Linked DNA regions of Mus musculus: all the other regions are linked to region 1. The links are chromatin loops, found by intact Hi-C in ENCODE. Cell type or tissue: left cerebral cortex. All regions are shown on one strand.

What was found. Hi-C counts contacts between places; a loop is a spot of excess contacts. Peaks named below come from ENCODE experiments on the same cell type or tissue, not always from the same donor. Only the 100,000 strongest peaks of a DNase experiment are listed, where the experiment ranks them.
Region 2: it touches region 1 in a loop (2.3-fold over the local background); 11 of 42 quality-filtered maps call a loop at or near these places.
Region 3: it touches region 1 in a loop (2.3-fold over the local background); 13 of 42 quality-filtered maps call a loop at or near these places.

The regions. Positions count from the first base shown.
Region 1 is chr3:87,768,237-87,773,236 of GRCm38, reverse strand. It overlaps Pear1 (platelet endothelial aggregation receptor 1), which reads left to right and starts at 4,284. Exons shown (of 25, transcript NM_152799.2): 1 at 4,284-4,359. In left cerebral cortex, CTCF peaks have their summits at 2,766 (motif pointing left) and 4,073 (motif pointing right); DNase peaks (open chromatin) are centred at 2,765 and 4,079; H3K4me3 peaks cover 1,045 bases; H3K27ac peaks cover 658 bases.
Region 2 is chr3:87,857,637-87,862,636 of GRCm38, reverse strand. It overlaps Prcc (papillary renal cell carcinoma (translocation-associated)), which reads left to right. Exons shown (of 7, transcript NM_033573.2): 5 at 363-506; 6 at 2,426-2,491; 7 at 3,291-3,734. The coding sequence ends at 3,377. Among named protein-coding and RNA genes, the nearest start is that of Sh2d2a, 13 kb to the right of the region's middle. In left cerebral cortex, a CTCF peak has its summit at 2,612 (motif pointing right); DNase peaks (open chromatin) are centred at 1,658 and 2,628; H3K27ac peaks cover 229 bases.
Region 3 is chr3:87,836,663-87,841,662 of GRCm38, reverse strand. No RefSeq gene overlaps it. Among named protein-coding and RNA genes, the nearest start is that of Sh2d2a, 7.6 kb to the left of the region's middle. In left cerebral cortex, a CTCF peak has its summit at 2,810; a DNase peak (open chromatin) is centred at 2,820.

The DNA of each region.
Region 1 (5,000 bases):
GGGTGTGTACACACATGTGCATGCACACATGTGTGGTCATATGTATGCATGTGTGGTGTGTGTGTGGTGTGGGGCAGCAGGAACTCCTGACTTTTTCCTCAGCTTCCTATTCTCCCCACTGTGCCTCCACTTAGGTCTCCTACCCCGACACCTTGTCACAATTTTCCTGAAATTCTCTCCCTGTGTATCCTTGAGCCTCCTGTTAAGGAAGTGGCAGACCTCGCCTCAAGTCCAGCTCTATCTCTAGAAATAGGTGGAGGTGAAGCAGGCCATCCCTCCTTCCATGGCCCCTCACCAGCCAGCCCCTCCTTCAGACAGGCACATTAGGTGACTCCCAGGCTGCCTGTCCAGCTAATTGCCTTTCAGCCTTCCCCTCATCATGAGGGTGCCCCCAAGCTCCATTAGCCCCCCTTCCCCTGATAGCCCCTAAATCAGCCCCAATTATTCATGCAGGGGGTGTGCTGGGCTGAGCTGTGATTACAGCAAGAGTGGAGGGCTGGAGATGAGGGTCTGAGTGCCAGGCAAGCTGGCAGGAGGCAGAAGCAGAGCGGGGACAGGAGGGGCTGGACCCTGTGAGCACACGCAGAACAGTGACCATCTTGGGCACAAGAACCTGGAAGCCTAAAGTGTGCATGAAGGGGCGGGGTGTAGACTGAAAAGTGGACATTTGGGGGTCCTGGTGTATGAACCTCAGGAGCAGGAGGGGAATTAGTGGCATGTATCTGCAAGGGCCAAGCTTAATCTGCCCACCCTCAGTTGTAGCCAGATGTTTATGAGGAATGGGCTGGAAAAGAGAGTGAGCCAGCCGCATACATCCTCCCACATCTTTCCTGAGTCCCACTCCCTGCTCCGTGTAAGGCCAGGCTGGCCAGTGCCTACTGGGCAAGCTGGATATCCCAGGTCCTCTCTCTGTTCTTGTGTTTGCTGTCACCTCTCTGGGCCTCTGGAAACACAGAGCTGTGTGCTAGGAAGGTTGATGCTCATCCCTGGGAGCTGAGCTGAGTGAGAGGAGCGAGAAGGTCTGGTCTCCACACATAGCATCCTCTCTGTGCTTGGTCAGGGAGCCTCCTCTGGGAGCTGCGATGCTCTGAGCAACCTTCCTGCTAGGGAGACGCCTCTAGGGCTTCTTGTAAGACCATTCCCACTGAGGGTGGGAACCAGGCTTTCACTGGCTCCTCGGCCACTTCCCTGAGCCCCTTGGGTCAGAACAGCAGCTTCGTCCCCTGCCTCCAGGTTCCTCTTCTCCCTACAGTCTGCCAACACAGCCATAGTCCTTGTATGGGATCCCGCCCTGCCTCTGGGCAAGCTATTCCAATGGCTTTTCATCCCACACAGAGCAAAAGCCAGTAGCTTTACTGTGACCTAAGAGGTTCTTGCAAGATTTGGCTCTGATACCCCTGTCTTTAATACCCACCATCACCACACGCATTACATGCCGTAAACTACTCTGTGCAAGGGGTTGTCATTGGTGTGTGTGTGTGTACATGAATGAACGCATGCTACTGTCAGTGTGAGTGCACATGGGGAGGTCAGAGGACAGCTCCAGGTGTCACAGTCCTTAGCATCCATCCTGCCAGATAGAGGACCGAGAGGTCTGGAGTAACAGATGGGGGTGGGGAGAGGTGCAGGTGTTCAACCCGCCCATGTATGTATGTACATGCATATATACACATACACATATATAATGACTTGTATATAATGAATTATATAGTATGTAATGAATTTTATATAATTATTTTATTATGAATACATTACACATATATTCACTTACATGACGAATTTTAGTCACGTTTCCCTCCCTATTTCCCTCCTTCATCTCCCTCCCTCCCTCCCTCTCCTATCAGCACTCTTCTTCCTGAAGGAAGCAGTCCCTCTCGACTGACATGTCTTCCTGTTCATGGCCCACTGCATTTAGTTAATTATTTGCCTGCGTGTGGGTGAGAGGTTACTCAGTGGAGCAAGGGTAGCTTAGCAATGTTTACACCACAGTCCACTGTCCCCTTAGGAGGAGCAGGACCCCAGGAAATGCTGAGTTCACGTGTCCAGAGACATCTTTTTGCTGTGGACTCTTTCTGCCTTCCCCCTGCAGTGGTCTCTCAGCCTTGGAGGGGATGCTATAGCTGTCCCAGTTGGGATGATACGTCACCATTACTAATTCTCTGCACTTTGGTTACATGTTTCTGCGTTCACCCATGCCTGCTGCTATATGAAGCTTCCCTGAGCTATTCTCTGGGAATTCTGGGTGTGGACCTGGCCAGTGTTCATCCTCACGGATGATATTAAATAAAGATTGCTTTAACTGAGGGACAGGAAAAGGCTCATGGATGATATTAAATAAAGGTTGCTTTAGCTGAGGGACAGGAAAAGGAAGAGGAGGAGGAGGAGGCAGAGGAGAAAGAGGTAGCAGCTTTTCTGATGAAGGCTGGAGGAATCGCTAATATTGTAATAATGTGGCTATTTAGAAGGCAATCTGATGTGACTGTTTAGCAAAACAGTAGAAGAAACTATTTCTGGGACTCAAGTGTTAAACTTTCTTAGCAGGAATGGGATGTGGGCCGTAGGGCAGAATGCAATCCCAGAAAAAAAAAAGAACATGGAGCAGAACATCTGAGCACAAGTGGAGCCACACATATGTCTCACTTTCTTTCTGCACCTCAGTTGCCCTCATTGGTCATTTAAATGAGAAAGATCAGGTAATTTCCAAGGCTTCAAAAATGATGGGTCTTATGCCGCCTGACCTTGCGTTGGTTTTTACTGCCCTCTGCTGGACATTTTATGGTACCGCAGTCCAACTTCGTATTTCCTTCTCTGAAACACTGTTGCCATCCACTGCACCTGAGCTCTGCCCAGTTTATCATCAGAACAACTGTTAAACAGCATTGCCTGTCTCTCACCTGGATTATAATAATAATAATATTAGTAATTATTATATATCAGTATTATACACAATATTAGTAAGTATTATACACAAACAGCTTGGAACCACAATATCCAAGAATCAGGAATTGTCAGGACACAGCAATCCTGTTCTTGAATAGCCCAGTGCTGTCACCTGCTGTAGTAGAGAACACCCAACGGCCCAGAAACTTTATGGTGAGGGGAAGAAGATGGACATACGTGAGTACATACTCTATGATGACATTTACACGGATATTCTAGAAATATAAACTACAGAAAGCAAATCAAAACTTTCGTGGGGTTTGGGCTAGGGGTGAGGACGGAATCTGCGTCCTTACTGTAGCCTAGAGTAGGTACACTGGGGGAGATGGACTTTAAAACATTAGATTGACTTCTGTTGCAGGGGAGGGAATATGTACCATGCTATGGCACTGTTGTGGGCATAGATGACAAGTTTTGGGATTTGATTCTCACCTTCTACCATGTGGGTCCCTGGGTTCAACCTCAGGTCATCAGGCTTGGTGGCAAGCGCGTTACACCCCCTCGACCCCTCCCTGAGCCATCTCTCCATCCCCAGAGAGGGACATTTTAAACCACACTTTTATTGGGATGAACACATTTGTCTAAGCCAATGAAACAGCATGCTAAGTAGAATAAGCTAGATGTGGAAGGTCGGAGGCCGGAGCTGAGGTACATATAGCCTAACTTCACGATGGCTACCAGGGCCAGGGGATGCAGACTGAGTTTCAGTTTGGGATGAGGAGAAAGCTCTGGAAATTGACAGTAGCAAAGGTTTCGTATATGTGAAATACTTTATGCCACCGAACTGTATACTTAACATTTGTTGAAAGGATGTGTTTTATATTGTGTATGTTTTGCCACGATAAAGTTTTGGAACATTATTCATCAAGCCAAGTGGGCTTATTTTTATTATATGTCAATCACTCTTAAATAAAGGTGTCCCTGCTGTTTAGAATTCAACCTAGGGCCTGCAGCATAAGCCACACTCCCCCAGGCCCAAGTTGTCTTTGTTCTGAGACCTGACTGTGGTAGGTCGCTGAGTTCTTCGGAGCAAGCTGATGAGCAAGATCTGCTTTCTTTATGTAGCAGAATCCTGCTTCAACTCTTGCAAAGGTCCCAAAGATCTGACCGCGCAGGCAGGGTGCCCCTCCCCTGAAGGCCGCCAGGGGGCGCCGCCGGGCAGGAAAGAGGGGCGTCGGGTGGACCGCGACGCCGGGAGCCGGGGCTGTCAGGTTGGGCGGCTCTCCCCGTCCACTTCGCAGACAGGCGTGCGGAGGGCTGACCCCACCCGGCCGGGCTCCAGCCTCCCCGCGCGGACTTCCTGCCTGGGCGCGGGCGGAGGCCCACCCCCTTCCTGCCCGCGCAGCCAGCTCTGTCGGCCAGCAGGACCCGTCGGTACAACACGCCGCTCTGAGCTCCGAGCTCCGAGCCCCGAGGCAGGTGAGTGACCTGCCCTGGGCTCTGGAGCCCGAGACCGCTGGGCTGAAACCTGAAGAGAGGAAAGGAGGAGATGGAGTGGGGACTCCTGTGTGTGTGTGTGTGTGTGTTCCGTCTAAGTGGAAAGAGAAGAGAAAGGAGAAAGGAGAGAGTTAGGGGAAGAGAAGAAAGTGAGATCTAAGTAGAGAAAGCCGCCTAAGTGAAAAGAGAGAGAGAGAGGAGAGAAAGAAGAGAGCGAGCAGAGAGGGAGAGGGAGACCTAACTAAGTAGAAAAAGAAAGCTGCGTAGCTCTGAGGATAAGGAGCTAGGATGGGGACCAGCCTGGGAGAGCTCTCTTCTCGCCCTGAGGAAGGCAGCCTGCAAGTCTCCTGGATTCCAGTGTGCTGTTTGCTAGTGTAGAACCATGGTGGTGGTACCGAAGCCCTGAAAAGCAACCCTAAACCTTGTCTTCCCTCTATCCCCCAATTTCTTCTTTCTGGGAGGACCAACAAAACACAGTTGCCTGCCTGTCTCCTCCTATGTCTCGCGGAGAAAGACCCTGTTTAGTGTTCATAGTGTTGCCCCCTACCCCTGCCCAGGGAAGAGATTGGATTTGCGTGTCCTTTCCCATCTTGTAGGGGAGAGGTCAGCCATAGGCACCTACA
Region 2 (5,000 bases), 89 kb before region 1:
CCCCTACCCTCATTTTGAAAGTTGTAATCCTAGTCCTTGGGAGACTGAGGCAGGAGGATTTTGAGTTTGAGGCTTCATGGTTATGTCCAAAACAGAAATGAAGAATAGACCTTTCAGGCAAACAGTCTTCTGGTTTGCACTTATGGATCTCTACAAATACTCTTGGCCACCCTGGCTCTGACTCCAGGAGACCTCCTGAGCAGCAGCCCTCACCTGGCTCCATGGGAGCCAGTAGACATCTATTTCACAGAGAGAAACCAAGGGCACTCTAGGCTAGAGGCGGGTTCTTAGCAGTGTCTCCGGCTCTCCTCACCCACTTCCCAGACACCTGCACTCCTGTTTTGATGACTTTTATTTTTCAGTTTAAGCGGCTACAGGGCAAGAGGAACCGAGGGAGAGAGGAAATCAACTTTGTGGAGATCAAAGGTGATGACCAACTCAGTGGGGCTCAGCAGTGGATGACCAAGTCACTGACAGAAGAGAAAACCATGAAGTCCTTCAGCAAAGTAAGTGTGAAAGACCATTTGGATGGCCTACTTGGAAGGCCTTGCACCTCATCTGACCTACTGTTCTCTAAATATACCTCTGTATATTTAGCAAATACTGTTGCCCATGGGAATGAAGTGTACACCAAGCTTCATGGGAACAAAGCTTGCCTTTCAGAACTTTACAGAATTTAACAGCTGTCCAGATGCTGGTGTGCTCTGGTTGTTGAGAATGAATGATTGGGTCGGTTTCCCAGCTGCTGTGTATGTCTCTTCCCACTGACCAGCCAGCATCTACAGATGCTCTCTAATCACACCAGTCTCCATGCTACTAATGTGGGAGCTGGCTCAGCCTATCTTTGGGGAGTGGGCACAGCAGATCTTCAGAGGTTCTAGGCCCTGGATCCCAAGCATGCTGCTCTTCTTTTGCTACTTTTTCCATAGTTTGTTGTAGCTAACCTCTGTCTCTGGTTGTTCTTGTTTCCCACACTAAGGGCCGTCCCTGTGCTCATTTTCTTCAGTCAGTATGCTGAAAGTATCTTCACTTAGCAACTGAATAGTATGGATACTTATGAGCTTGCCATGGGTGGGGTAGCTGGATATGAGCTGCATGCCAGCAACACCAAGGTCGAGGATTTTATGACACCCCACCACCACCAATTTGGTTTTTCTTTGTTCTATGGTCACAGATGGCCTTCCAGACCCCCATCATTTATTTTAACTGAATGTTGGCGGTCATACAGGATAGAGCAAAGAATTGTGGTTAGAGCAGCATAGATCTATCATTGTTTACTGGAAAAACCACTTAGGAGAAAGGGCTTTGCTAGGTTGGGCTTGAGAGGCATCATCACAGGCAGCTGCTGGTGTGTGCTTACTGTGGGAGGCATGAACGTCCGTGTGTATCACCTTCAGTTGTAACGTTACAATTACAGTTGTAATGCATTGAGTAGCAGTGTTAGAATCTGGTCTTTTCCCAGCTTCAGGGTGTTGTCCCATTTCATTTTGTTGAGCTTGCTTTTTAAGAGAAGAAAGGATAGAGTCCCCTCTCTCCCCAAGAAGTTGACAGCAGAGTTGGGATGAGATTTAAGGACACTTGAGTGTAAATGATTACAGTGCAAATTGATTACATAAGTGCTGAGGAGACTCTGGGGAGGAGTTCTGAGAGTTGGGTGGGGCTGGCGAGAAAGCTTCTAGCCCGAGACAGCTCGGGCAGAGGACAGAAAAACCACACAGTGAAAGCTCAGACCAGTATAGATCTTGACAGTAAATCGTTCGCATCAACCTGTGGTTTGGAGTTGAATGTAGTTACTGATGGAGGTTGGAAGATAGATCGAGGAAGAAGGAGCTTGTGAACTTTGTTGTCCCAGGGAAGTGGTTGACATGTCATAGGATAGGACAGTACAGATTCGGTCAAAGATGATGGATGGATGAGGGTTTAGTAAGTGGTAGGTAGGAGCCAGACCAGACATTTGCCCAGGCTGGAGAGAAGAGGACAGAAATGAAGAAGGTTTAAGAGGCAGATGGATAGAAAGTCTGAAGAGAGGTCAGCAGATCACATGCCTGTGGTATAAAAGCTGTCCTAGACTCACTACAAGCTAGTGTCCACAGGCGGGCTTGAGGGAGAGTGGGGTTATCAAAGAGACAGTGACTCCTGCCCTGACTTCAAAGAGTAGCCAGCCTGTTGGGGATTAATGGGCTGCTTCTAGCAAGCATTCTCATTTTAGATTTGTTTTTCATAATGGCTCTAATAAAATGTTAGCTTTATAAGTATACAGACACAAAAGCAGCTCCAAGTTCCCTTGTTCTCCCTAAAGATTTGGGCTGTATGTCTAATGCTTTAGTTTGTCAGCTTTATACTGTCTAGGCATATGAGAGATTTATGTCTTTCCATCTGTGAATTAAGGACTGCTTTTTGTTTTTCTTTTTACTTTCTCTTGTAGAAGAAAGGTGAACAGCCAACTGGCCAGCAGCGGAGGAAACACCAGATCACATATCTGATTCATCAGGTGAGGATGCTCAGGGCTCACAGCATTCCATTAAACTTGGGGATGGGAGGGAAGTTAATACAGCCGGAGCCAGGCACCACCCTTTTGGTAGGCATACTCTCTTGTTCTCCATGTGGCCACTAGGGGGAGGCTGTGTTCTTAATATCATTCCCCCCTGCCTCTGGTTCACAGGAGTCTAGTTCCGGTATTTAGTGAAATCATGTTATGTAAGAGGGTAGTGTATTATAGGGTTCTTTTGGGGTTTTTTGAGGCAGGGTTTCAAGCATTCCAGCCTAGGATGACTTTGAGCTTCTGATTCCCTTGGGTCTGCCCCTTGAGTGCTGAGATTTATGGCATGTTATGGGCATGTGTCTCTCTGGTTTCCAAGGTGCTAGGGATAGAACTGAGTGCTTCCTGGAAGAACTCTACCATCTGAGCCCCATCCTTTTTATTGAAGTTGATTAGTACATTTTATTTATTGTTTGTGTGTCTGTATTTACATAGATGTGTACCACAATGTGAGTATAGCGGTCAGGAAAATTTCACTGTTTTTGTTGTTGTTGTTTCTGTTCACCATGCAGGTCCCAGGGGTTGAACTCAGCTATATCAGGCTTGGTGGCTGCCACCTCTACTCACTGAGTCCCCAGAAGGCTTTTTCAATAGCAACTTTATCTGTTTTATTTAAAAAAAACAAAACAAAACAATCTGGGTCTGGGATGTCCAGTGGTACAGTGTGAGCTTAGTGTGTCCAAAGGCTGTGGGTGTGATCCCTAGTCAGTGTGCCCACTGTGACTCTCCCAACCCCTCCTTTGTGTTATAGGCTAAGGAGCGGGAGCTGGAGCTGAAGAACACCTGGTCAGAAAACAAGCTCAGTCGCCGGCAGACCCAAGCCAAATATGGATTCTAGGGCCCAGGGACTGATGGCCCAGGATCTCCGTTGGCACAGAGGCCCAGCCCCAGCATCACCTCCAGGACCCCAGCTGCTCTAAGTCCAGGACCTCTACCCTGAGGACTCAGCCCTTAGCTCTGGAGAAGGAACATATTTGATAGATTTTTCTTAACAAGTTAAAAAATGCAGCTCCTTTCTGTGCTGGGCTGGAAAGACTGGAGCGCTGCCCCGAGGATCTACGGCCTTGGTTGGGAGTTGTGCTCCTTGCAGCAGGGAGTGATGAAATGGTGAACTCTCCCACCATTTTTTTTTTTTTTTTTTTTTAAACAGGGATGTCTGTTGAAATAAAACATTGAGTGTGACAGATGCTGCCTACAAGGTGTCTGGATCTCAGAGTTGAGCTTGTGCAGAGGGCCCTGCCACGCACCCCAGGGGCTTCTCCGTGCTTTGCTTCCCCCTTTGCCCACGTTATCCTCTGACCACCCAGGACCTGTTGGTGTCTTACCTGGGACAGGATGGTATCAGGTGTGTGATCCCAAGTACAGAGTATTGCTGGCCTCGGTGTCTCAAGATGGACTTGTCAGTGTGGGTGTGGTGCGGTATGCCTGTGATTTTAGCATTCAGGAGTTCAAGGCCAGCCTGAGTTACAAGACCCTACCTTTAAAACACAAAGAAAAAAAAAACAGTAGATATAAAGGGACACCTAGCAGGTTCTGGCAAAAAACCTGTCCCCAGAGTGAATCAAATTTACACTGAGGTCAAGGGCATGGACTGATTTGGAGTAAGTTGTGTTCATCACATGGCACGCTCTAGGTTAATCTGCAAGCTAGGCATCGAAGTTGGAGGCTAGAGAGCTCTCCATGGAGACGTCAAGATCTCTGCGTTTTGAGGGAGGAATATGGAAGGGAATACGGGCTAGGAGCTGTAAGGTGCTATGTGCACACCAGGGACAGTATGCAGTGCAGTGTCTTCCTTTCAGTTCAGGCAGGGCTCAAGTAGGGAGTATCACAAAGTGTACAGCGTGCATGAGTCAGCTGCCAGGGATCTGAGAGAGCCCTACCTGCTCTTCAGGAATGGCGTGATGGCGTGATAAAGACTCCCGAGCCTGTCAGTTCTAGGCAGAGGAGCTATGCAGGGCACCGGCTTTGGCCCACTGCAGGTGGGAAATACCTGGTAGGGTTTAGTAGTGTTTAGCGTGCCTCGACAGGCAAGCCTATGGCCAGAGGAACAGTTTGAAGAGGTTGTGGTGGGACTAGGGTCCGGTAGACTGAGACATCTCAGTTTCTGGTTCTGTGTGCGGAGGTAAGTTGAGGCGTCTGTTTCTCATTAAGTACGTTGTAGGGTTTCATCACTTACAGGAAAACTACCAGCTTATCTGAAATCTGACCTACTTCGGGTTGGAGCCAGACAGGGCTCTGAGTCCCACAGGGACTGTAGTTGTTCCGATGTGTACATCCAGCCATTCTCAGCAGGGAGCATCAGCTCCAGCTATATCCCGGTGTCCACTGAGGTTCAGGGCCAGGGCTGAGGTCCACCTCCCATTGGGGATCTTGAGAGCCCTTTGTGCCAGGTGCTCTCTGGGCCTGGCGTACTCTAGGTGCAGCTCTTCACATCTGTGTTGTTATCACCCTGTCTGTTCAG
Region 3 (5,000 bases), 68 kb before region 1:
TTGGATTTAAGGTTCACTCCACGAGATGGAATTTATACCTGGTTCATAGAGTTTGGGGTTGGGCAAGTGTTTATTTGAATGGCTATTTTAATTTAGCAGTGTGATATTTTTCTTTGTGAGTTCATTACTACATAATGATTTTAATTAAAAAAAAAAAAAAAAAAAGGAAAGCTGAGCCAGGCATGGTGGCACACGCCTTTAATCCCAGCACTTGGAAGGAAGAGGCAGGTGGATTTCTGAGTTCGAGACCAGCCTGCTCTTCCACAGAGTGAGTTCCAGGACATCCAGGGCTACACGGAGAAACCCTGTCTCAAAAAACCCAGAAAGGGAGAGGGAGAGGGAGAGGGAGAGGGAGAGGGAGAGGGAGAGGGAGAGGGAGAGGGAGAGGGAGAGGGAGAGGGAGAGGGAGAGGGAGAAGAGAAGAGAAGAGAAGAGAAGAGAAGAGAAGAGAAGAGAGAGGGAGAGAGAAAGGTGACAGAAAAGTTAGCTTCACACATGGAGTGTGAAGACTGTCATTCTGAAGACTTCAACTTGTGAAGTTGTGGCTACAAAACCAACCAAACAAAACAGAGGGAGGAGGGAGGCTCTGATAAGTGTGGTAGAGAGACCAGGACCAGGCATTCTCTTAGAAAATGAGTCAAAAGATATTGAGGGGGGGTGTGGATGTGGGCTCAGTTGCTAGTGTGGTTAGCTAGCATCCATGATGTCTTAGGTTTCATCTCCAGCACTAATAAACCTGGCATGATGTAACTGGAGAGCTGGGCTGGGCCAGTTGTGCCTTTAATGCCAGCACTCAGGAGGTACAATCTGGGGGATAAGAAATTCAGGGTCATCTGTGGGCTACATGACAAGTTCCAGGCCGTCCTGGGATATCTGAGACCCTGCCTTGCAAAAAAGATTCTTGTAGCCTGCAAACTGCAATGAGCACCCCCTCCCTCAAAGAACACAAGATTCTAAAGCAAAATGCAAAATTGTTTGACACAGTCAATCCTTGACCCTTTCTACAATTTTCAGTTTAAATGTGTTCTGTTAAAAACTAAAAGACATTCTCACTGGGCACGGTGATACACCTTAGTTCAGAGAGGCAGGATCTCTGTGAGTGTGAGGCTAGCCTGATCTACACAGCAAGTTCCAGAACAGCCAGGGTTACTTAAGAGAGGCCCTGTCTCAGAAAGGCTTTTGTTTTTGTTTTTAAAATATAATCTTAACGTCTTATCCCCACTTCCCAGAAGGAGGGAGCTAGAGACCTGGGCAGAAACAATGTTTCCGTTCAATTGGTAGTTATGACAGTTTTCTTAGAGAGTAACAGAAGAGTTAGTGAACAAGGTGGCAGGCTCCTGACCATGACTGGTCCAGGAGCTGTAGCTGACAGTCATTGGGTCCCTCCTCACCACCCGTCTCCAGCAGCACTTAGGTCGGAGCTGTTGCCAGTAAGAGAATCTGAAGCTTTATTTCCCAAGTGTCTACATCCAGAGCTGCCCTGGCCCTGCTGCTTAACAGAGTCATCTGCTAGGTCATCAGTAGCTGCGGCAGTGTGAGGAGACACCTCAGGGAGTCCCTGCCTGTAAAGCGCTCTCCTCCTGTCACTGTTCAGTCATTATCCCACTAGCAGAGAGAAAGAAGAAAAGTAACAGCTTTGAGCATTCGGAATGGGAGAAGCCAAGTCCAGAAGTCCATTACATGGCTGCTGGCTTCGGGTATTTTATAGGCCCTGGTTTCTTCTTCTTTGCCCTGTTTGTCTTGTTTGGATACAAGCCCCCATGTCTTCATGGCATTTCTCCTCCCCATGTTTTCTTCGAGCAGGAAACACTCATCTCAGGGAACCAACTTACATTTTCCTAACCTACCGACGTCCCTCTAACTCTGCTTCAAAATACAGGAGTGAAGCATCTAAAGGGGACAAGGACTTATTTTAGCTCCCAGTTTCCGATGTCAGTCCACTGTGCCAGGAAGGGCAAGGCACAGCAGAGCAGCCTGGAAGCAGAGAGCTGGCTTTGCTGGCAAGCTTTCTTCCATTTCTCCAGGGCCTTGGTCTATTCTATGGTATAACCTACGTTCAGGGAAAGCCTTCATCCTTTATTTAGTTGTCTCTGGGAACACCCTCTCAGACCAGTCCAGAAGAGTCCTTTAGTAATCTATGCATCTATCAATCCCATCAAGTTGACAATTAAAATTAAAAGCACAAGTCTATTAATTGGCAACTTGACACCTGCGTTCATCTGTCTTCCCCACCCCCAGCAAGATGCATTCTGTCCGTTTCCAGCAGTACCAGTCTGTTAACATTGTTCAAAAAGTCCAAATTCAAAGTGTCCTCTGAGATGCAAGGCAAACTCTTAGCTGCTGGTCCCTGTAGAATCAAAACAGAGCCACACACTTCCAAAATACAACACAGAGCAAACATTCTCGTTTCAAAAGAGAACAGGGATTTGGAGGGACCTGACTAAGCAAGACCAAAAACCCACACAGAACATTTAAAACCCTGTAACTCCATTTCTGACATTTGGACGTACAGCATCCTTTCTGTGGCCTTGCTGGTTGTAATCCATGTGGCCACTCTCTCGAGCTAGCTCTGCTCACTGCCTGCAGCCCCGATCCTGGCATTTCTACCTTTCTGGGTTTGGCAGGGAATCTCTGGTTCCACTCTTACACTTTCACCAATGACCTTCTCATGGCTGCTCCCCGAGAATCTGCTCCTTCTATATACAAGGCCTGGCACCCCAGGTTTTCCTCCCAAATCTGAGTGGAAGCTCCATCATCTTTCAATTCTTACATCCTGAGTGCCGTCAACACCCATGGACAATACCAAGTTCTACCGCTAGGAGGAGCTGTAGCCAGACACCCTTGTCTTTCAGCTGTACGGCTGAGCCTGGAGAGGTGAATTCCTGGGAGCACAGGGCCCCAGCAGTGGTCTCTTCTTAAGAGAAGTCTTAGCTGACACCTTTATCCCTTACTCCCTGGAGTCTGATGATTCCTGAGATGTCTTCAAGACATCTTTCCTATTGTTCTAGCTCATGGTTCTTGACTTCTTTTTATTTCTTTCATTTTTTGTTTGTTTGCTTTTTGAGACAGAGTTTCACTACATGGCTCTGTTTGGCCTGAAATTTCTGTAGATCAAGCTGCCCTCAAACTTACGGAGATCTGTCTGTCTTTGCCTCCCAAAGAGGGCGAGGATTAAAGCAAGGCACCTGCCTGGCACTTGGTTTCCTTTTAAACATTGGTCATCTCTTCATGTGGTCCTTAGTCTCAGCCCAACGAGGGCTTTTCTGCCCAAACTGCAATGTTTTCAAATCTTCCTGCTTTGCTTCTGACTTCTATAGTGACTGTAACTTCATTAAAAGTAGCCAGTGACATTCATGCTGCTTCCTGAATGCTGGGGTGTCTTGAAATGGTCCCTGCCACATTAATTACTCTATCGCTGTAAAATAGTCAAGTTTTCTTCCTGTCCACTTAATTCCCAGAAATAACAACCCTGAGACTAATTATTTGTCAATAAGTGCCCAGGATAAGCTTCCGCTTGTTCTTTGACTTGCTCTTAACTTATTATCCCTTTTATTTTAATTCTGATGGCAGCTCAGAAAACTAAAATGGCTGAAGGGTGCCTGTGGCTCCTCATAGGAACAAGGGTTCTATTGGGAATTGAATTAGAGCCCTTTCATGTTACATTACAGCAGAAAGCCTGGCTATATTTTCTCCAAGCCCTGAAACTTTGTGCTAGGCTATTTAAAAGTGATACATAGAGAGAATCTCTTATAAGCATCACCTGTCAATAAAAAAAGCTTATGGCCAATAAGCAGAGGCAGGAAATAGGAGGTGTCCTGCAGGGATAAAGAGAATTCTGGGAAATAGTCAGAAATGGGCAATAAAAACAACAACAACAACAACAACAACAAAACCAAGGAGAAGAAACCAGCCATATAGACTAAAGGTGTGTCTTCCTACCACAAGGTCTGAATCAGAGATATGTCTTCCTACCTCAAAGGTCAGGACTCGAAGTGGACTCACTGTCTTCAAACCAAGCAGACTATCTCTCACACATATTCTCGCCATATCTGGATTGTAGTGGTAACTACAGCAGTAGAACTCTTCCCTTTTCTACCCCTTGATTCCTGGACCTGTGGATCCTGGCTCTGGGAGAAACAGTATCATATATCAGACACTGATTCAAAGCATATACTGCCTTCCGAAGAACTCTGTCCCAGCCCTCCATGCCCCTGCCACCTAATTGGTGCTGTAACTGTGTCTTCAAAAGGCCATTCCATCTTTCTATCAGACCAGCTGCTTCAGGATGGTGGGGAACATGGTAAGACCAGTGGATTCCATGATCGTGGGCCCACTGTTGCACTTCTCTGTCTGTGAATTGAGTTCCTTGGTCAGAAGCAATACTGTGTGGAATACCATGATGCTAAATAATGCATCCTGTAAATTCATGGATGGTGGTTTTGGCAGAAGCATTGCATGCAGGAAAGGAAAATCTATGACCAGAGTAAGTTTCTTCTCCAGTAAGAACAAAACATTGTCCTTTCCATGGAGGAAGTGGTCCAATGTAGTCAACCTGCCACCAGGTTACTGGCATGGTGCCACATGGGAGGCTCAGTGAGGTCTCTGCTGTGGGCAGATCTGGAACTCAGCAGCAGTTGTGGCCAGATCAGCCTTGGTGAGTGGAAGTCCATGTTGTCTAGTTAGTGCATCACCCCCCTTCTCTGCAACCATGGTCACTTTGTTCATGGGCCCATTGGGCAATGGCAGGAATGGATAGGGAAAGAGGCTGTCTAGAACAAATTGTACAATCTATTTGCTCATTGAACTCCTCTTCTGCTGAAGTCGCCTTTTGGTGAGCATTTGCATGAGACACACGTACCTTCACCTCCTTTGCCCATAATGTTGCAAGTGTCTACTTCTGGGTAAGGTCTATAACATGCAGAACCTTAAATAAATCAGACTCTAGTCTTGTCCTCTATTCTTGTCCTCCTCTGTCAACCAATCATAGGCAATACCCCATA